Regions from separate parts of the Homo sapiens genome. Here region 2 is linked to region 1. A link is a contact called in ENCODE Hi-C or POLR2A ChIA-PET data. All regions are on one chromosome and are shown on one strand. Each heading gives the region's core, a stretch centred on a gene start or an enhancer-like site at or near the end of the contact. The rest is flanking DNA. Distances are from core to core; before and after follow the strand shown.

Region 1 (2,705 bases), core at 175-2,674:
CCCAACACTGCCCAAGCTGACAGGCTCACTCACACTACCTTTCTCCTTATGCGTCTCTCAATACGCAGTCTCTGAACACTTAAAAAAATGTGAATTTTGCTCTGACCACATAAAGAAATCAGCACGATTGACACCAGCTCTAAAATAAGCAATTAATATATTCTAATCTAATGCTTAAGAAGAATGGAGAGCAGGCAACAGCTCCTCCAACTGGTTGGAGCAGATATCACTGGAAGCCCCCCAAGTATTAAGATTTTTAAACAACTTCAAGTTCTGGTGGGCACAGCCAAATACACTGCAGAAACTTTGGGACCAGCAGCCACGACACAACAGGTGAGAGAGGCAGCAGACATCATTGCACGATGGAGTGCACAACATTCAATGACAAACCCGAAAAGGTCTGGGGATATGGGAAAATACCATGCACACGGCCATCTCAGAGCCCCTGTCTTTCCAGTGGCAAAAGGTTCTGTTCCTTCGGAGGGGCGTGCCACTCCCCCTCTCCCTCACCCAGGGGACCACCACCCCAGGCACAGGAAGAACCGCGGCCCCTCCGCGGGCACATCTCAGCTGGGGAAGAAAACACAATGTCGCTCCTTATTTCTGCGTACAAAAGGACTTTGCGCCCTCCTCCTCGAACTGCCGCCCCGGCCACCTCCTAACTTGCAAGAAGGTGGGCAACGCGCCATATTCCAGCGTCCCCCAGTCTACCTGGGTAACAAGCCCACGCCACCCCGGCAGGAGGGAAGCTTCGGAGGTCGCCCAAAGAGCCAGCCTCCTCTCCCGCAGGAGACAGCGGCTCCCGCGCCCCAGCCCGGCCCCACCGCGCCGCCCGCCCGCCCGCCCGCGTACGAGAGCCGGGAAGGGCCGAGGGGGCGAGCCGAGAGCCGCGGCTCCGGTCCCGCGCAGCCCGCCCACCTCCCGCTCCCGGGCCCGGCGCACTCTCCCGCGCCTCCCGCTCCCGAGCTGCGGGAAGGCCGGGCCCCGGGTTCCACGGCGGGGAGAAGGCCGCGGCCCCGAGAGCCCCAGGCGGCGGAGGAGGCCGGAACCCTGGGGCTCTCGGGAGGGCAGCGCCTCCCTCCCGAGCCCGCCAGGACGCCTGGGGCCTAGTGCGGCCTGCGCATCCTCGGGGTGGCGGTTTGGCTGGGCCGGGCCGGGGCCCCCCGCCCGAGGCGGGCCGAATCCGGCGGGGGCCCAGGCCCAGAGCCGGGGGCGGCAGGGTGCCGGCTGCGGGGCGGGCCGGCCGGCCGGCGGGCGGGCGGCGTGTTGCGGCTGCGCCGGGGCTGAAATAGCTGGAGATTGCGCGGTAGGGCACTCACCTCAGAGCGGCTGCGCTACCGTGGGCCTGCGCCGTGGAGACTGCGACCGCGCCGGCTCCTCGCAGCCTCCTGCCACCAGCGGCAATGGCGAGCGCTGCCGCTTCTGCCGCCGCCGCCGCCGCCGAGGAGGGGGAGGGGAGGGAGAGGGCACGCACGCGACGCACGGCCCGGCTTCCCCGCCCGGCCGCCGCCATGATGAGGAGGTCGGCGCGGCTGTGCTGCGGGCAGGCAGCGGAGAGGGCTCGCGGCGAGGGCTCCAGCTTACCCCGCCGCCGCGTCGCGTGCACGGAGCGCTTCAGAGGTTTGGAGGGGGCCGGAACCTCAAAAGCAACTGGATGAGCACAACGCGGACGCCCCGGAGAAGCGGCGCAAGCGGGCCCAAAATGGTTGCTGATCAGACGAGTGGCATCTCTCGCCCCCCTACCGCGGGAATTGGGACCTCCAGACTGTGCCTGGGGGATCGGCAAGTGGTTCCCCTCTGGTTTTTTCGGCGCTGCCTTCCCGGTGGTATCCTCACTCTCTCTCTTTGAAATGACCTCTGCTTTCCTATCTCTAACTCTTCCCAGATATTTGAAAGCAAGTTTTTGTACAAAGCAACATATGAATGTATTCAGCCATTCGATCGTTCGGCGAACATTTCTAGGTGTCTCGTGCTGTGCCAGATATTGTTCTGAGTGCGCTGAAGATGCACCTGTTAGCAAGACAAAGTCCTGGCTCCCACGGAGCTTATTCGAAGCAATAGGGGCCCCCAAGCAGGTGCCTGAGAAGTAGGGAGGGGTGGACAGTGGGAAAACAACCTAACGGTGGAGACACACGAGGGGTCTTTTTTTACTTTTAGAAACGGGGGTGGGTGGTCACCCTATGTTGCCTAGGCTGGTCTCGAACTCCTGGGCCCAAGCGATCCTCCCGACTCAGCCTCCCAAAGTGCTGGTATTACAGGACACCATGCCCGGCAGAGGGGTCGTTTTTGTTGTTTTTTTAGTGTCGTCAGGAGACTCCCTCCATCAGAATTACTCAGGCTGATTGTTTTGAGTCCTGGGACCCAGTTGGTATCCAGAATCTTGGCTTGTTTGCCTAGGAACCTGCATTTTCACATCCCCATCTCCACACCCCTGGTGATTCTTATGCATATAATAATGTGAAAAGCATTGCATTGAAGAATTGCTAAAGGGTGTCAGAAAACGGATTAACAAAATCAGGAAGCTTTAATTTTCAAGATTCTATTAACCTCAAAATTCAACATATCCAAAAATTGAATGTCTTTTTCTCCAGTGTTTTCTAGGAGAGTGCCAACACTAGCCACCCAAGTGCTCAAGCCAGAAACCTGGAAATGATCCATTACTCTTTCCTCTGTCTCTGGAGTCCCCATGTTAAATTAGATGTGTT
Region 2 (2,700 bases), core at 150-2,649, 310 kb before region 1:
TCCACCTGGAGAACACCGTGAATTTTTGTTTATGAATATCTTTTTTTTTTCGAGACTGAGTCTTGCTCTGTTGCCCAGTCTGGAGTGCAGTGGCGTAATCTTGGCTCACTGCAACCTCTGCCTCCTGGATTCAAGCAATTCTCTTCGTCAGCCTCCCGAGTAGCTGGGATTACAGGAGCTCGCCACTACGCCCAGCTAATTTTTGTATTTTTAGTAGAGACGGGGTTTCTCCATCTTGGCCAGGCTGGTCTTGAACTCCTGACCTCGTGATCCACCCACCTTGGCCTCCCAAAGTGCTGGGATTATAGGCGTGAACCACCGTGCCTGGCCATTTGTGAATATCTTATGTCTTTCGGGTTCTGCTTTGCTGGGGGACTGGGCTTATGTGATAAAATTACTTACCTTGAGCATTAAAGGAAAACAAAAAGTTAAACTTTTTTTTTTTTATTCATAGTTTAGCTTGTACCCTCAACCTTTAACTCAGAGGACCTGATTTGGGAGTTCAGCGGTGGTTGAAGGTTGGTAGAGGAGAGGCAGAGTGTTGGGAGGAAAGGAGACTGCCTGGAGGACCGTCCAGGGCTTTCGTCCTTGGCTCTGTGCGGCTCAGAGACCTTGGGGCTTTCACTTCCTTCTTGGGTTATCTGTGTCCTTATCTATCAAATAAGGAGTTGGTTTAGATGATTTTAAGTCTCTCCAACTTGAATATTCTGATTTTATATGTAGACATTATACATGCAACTCTTATTTTCTGTGTGTGTGTGTGTGTGTGTGTGTGTGTGTGAATGTAAAAGGCCTTCACAACCATATGTATACCTGGTATTGCCTTCTAGGGAATACAGAATTGAAGATAGAGTTATGACATAAAATCTCATTTTGAATCTTATTCTCTTTGCAGAGAAATATGCACAGTAAAACTAGATAAATTCTGCAATTTATTACCTTCTTGGTATGAATTTTTACTAGGGCTTTTTTAGAAGTTCAAAGTAGAAAACCTTTTAACACCTTCATTTGGAATTTTAAAATGTGGCAGTGAAATATTTCACATTCAGAAACCTGTGTTAATGTTAACTAGGAAAAGTCTCAGTCTTACGCCATTAGTAATGATGTGTTGTTATCCTTTCATTTCTAGAAATGGATCCCTGGAATTAGATGGAGTATTGTGAAAGTATAATTTTAAACAAATGTTTTTGTAGAGACAGGGTCTCACTATATTGCCCAGGCTGATCTCTAACTCCCAGGCTCAAGTGATCCTATTACTTTGGCCTCCTGAAGTGCTAGGATTGCAAGTGTGAACCACCATGCCCATCCTGAAGGTATAATTATTAAAATGCTATCCAGTGTTCATAATCTGCTTATCTAATAATTCAAATGCTTTGTTTGCCCTGCTGAGGTCAGACTTTGGCCTACTCTGTGAATGAATCAGTTTTTGCTGTTGTTACGGATGGTAGAGTTGAGTCAAGATGTTAATGGCCCTTGTCCAATATGGGGAGCTAGTTAAGAATGTCTTCTGATTCTATCCTGTGGAGTGAGAGTATCTATTTGTTCACTTGATGGAAACTTACAGTTCCCTCGTGTCTTGTTTCAGTTTTGTTTTTCATGTGGAATACATCTAGAGAGACAGTATGGCTTAGTGGATGGGACAGGCCCTTGTGAGAATTATTTCAAATAATTTTGTAATTTCAACCCAGTAAATTTCTCCATCACTGTTCCTGATCCCTGGCATTATGAACAATAGGTTTCAGAAAGCTTCCATGTTTTAGAACCTCTCCTACCTGAGATTACAGGTGTGAGCCACCACATCTGGCCAAGGTGTTATAGATTCTTTAACCTAAATTTGGCTTATTACTTGGAAATGTTATTGAGGAAATTGGTTATCAGTTTTATGATTTTCTAAATTACTATATAACTTCTAGTCACATAAAAAGTGTCTAAGCTTGTCCATAGCAAGAGAGGGCTGCTTCAAATTATGATTAATGATATTGCAGAACAAACTCTGGGTTGGTAGTAATATTTATTGGTTAAAATATAGTAGTAGGCCTTTAACATGGATATGACTGTAGATCTTTATTTTAGCTGCCACATAGTTGTGAATAAAACCAAACTTACGAAAAGCAGGTAAAACTTTATTTTATTTTGGAAGTTAGTTGATAAGGGTAATTCAGATTGAATTGCATAATAATGGCAATATTAAGTTTCTTGTTTAACAGTTATGGACTGGAAATTTTTCTTTCAGCACTTGGGAGGCCGAGGCGGGTGGATCACGAGGTCAGGAGATTGAGAACATCCTGGCTAACACGGTGGAACCCTGTCTCTACTAAAAATACAAAAAATTAGCTGGGCTTGGTGGCGGGTGCCTGTAATCCCAGCTACTCTGAGGCTGAGGCAGGAGAATAGCATGAACCTGGGAGGCGGAGCTTGCAGTGAGCCGAGATCATGCCACTGCACTCCAACCTGGGCGACAGAGCGAGACTCCTTCTCAAAAAAAAGAAAAAAAAGAAAAATCTCAGATACAAGCCAGGCACTGTGTGTGCACTTGTAGTCCCAGCTACTTGGGAGGCTGAGGCTGGAGGATCGTTTAAGCCCAGGAGTTCAAGTCAGTCTGGGCAATATAGCAAGATCCCCATCTCTAAAACAAAATAACTCAGATACATATAATTAGAATAGTATAAATAAATATCTGTATACCACCCTACTATGTAG

Evidence for each region. A loop is a pair of places that touch in the nucleus more often than their neighbours do. ChIA-PET counts read pairs that join two places held with the same protein, here RNA polymerase II (POLR2A). Pooled maps may share reads with other maps.
Region 2: a loop to region 1 is called in a pooled map, with 2.8 times the contacts of the local background. The contact joins the enhancer-like site here to the promoter of NRF1 in region 1. A Hi-C loop is called at or near these places in 1 of 50 pooled maps. POLR2A ChIA-PET finds 5 or more read pairs at or near these places in 2 of 52 experiments (WTC11 and activated CD4-positive, alpha-beta T cell).

Annotation. Positions count from the first base shown.
Region 1 is chr7:129,610,439-129,613,143 of GRCh38, reverse strand. NRF1 (nuclear respiratory factor 1) reads right to left here and starts at 1,424. Exons shown (of 11, transcript NM_005011.5): 1 at 1,320-1,424. RefSeq lists enhancers at 137-276, 1,957-2,006 and a silencer at 577-1,566.
Region 2 is chr7:129,922,698-129,925,397 of GRCh38, reverse strand. All of the region lies in intron 1 of UBE2H (ubiquitin conjugating enzyme E2 H), which reads left to right. Among named protein-coding and RNA genes, the nearest start is that of UBE2H, 29 kb to the left of the region's middle. Within about 2 kb of position 1,399, at least 4 of the 41 ENCODE cell types and tissues checked have a DNase peak (open chromatin) inside an H3K27ac peak, as active enhancers do.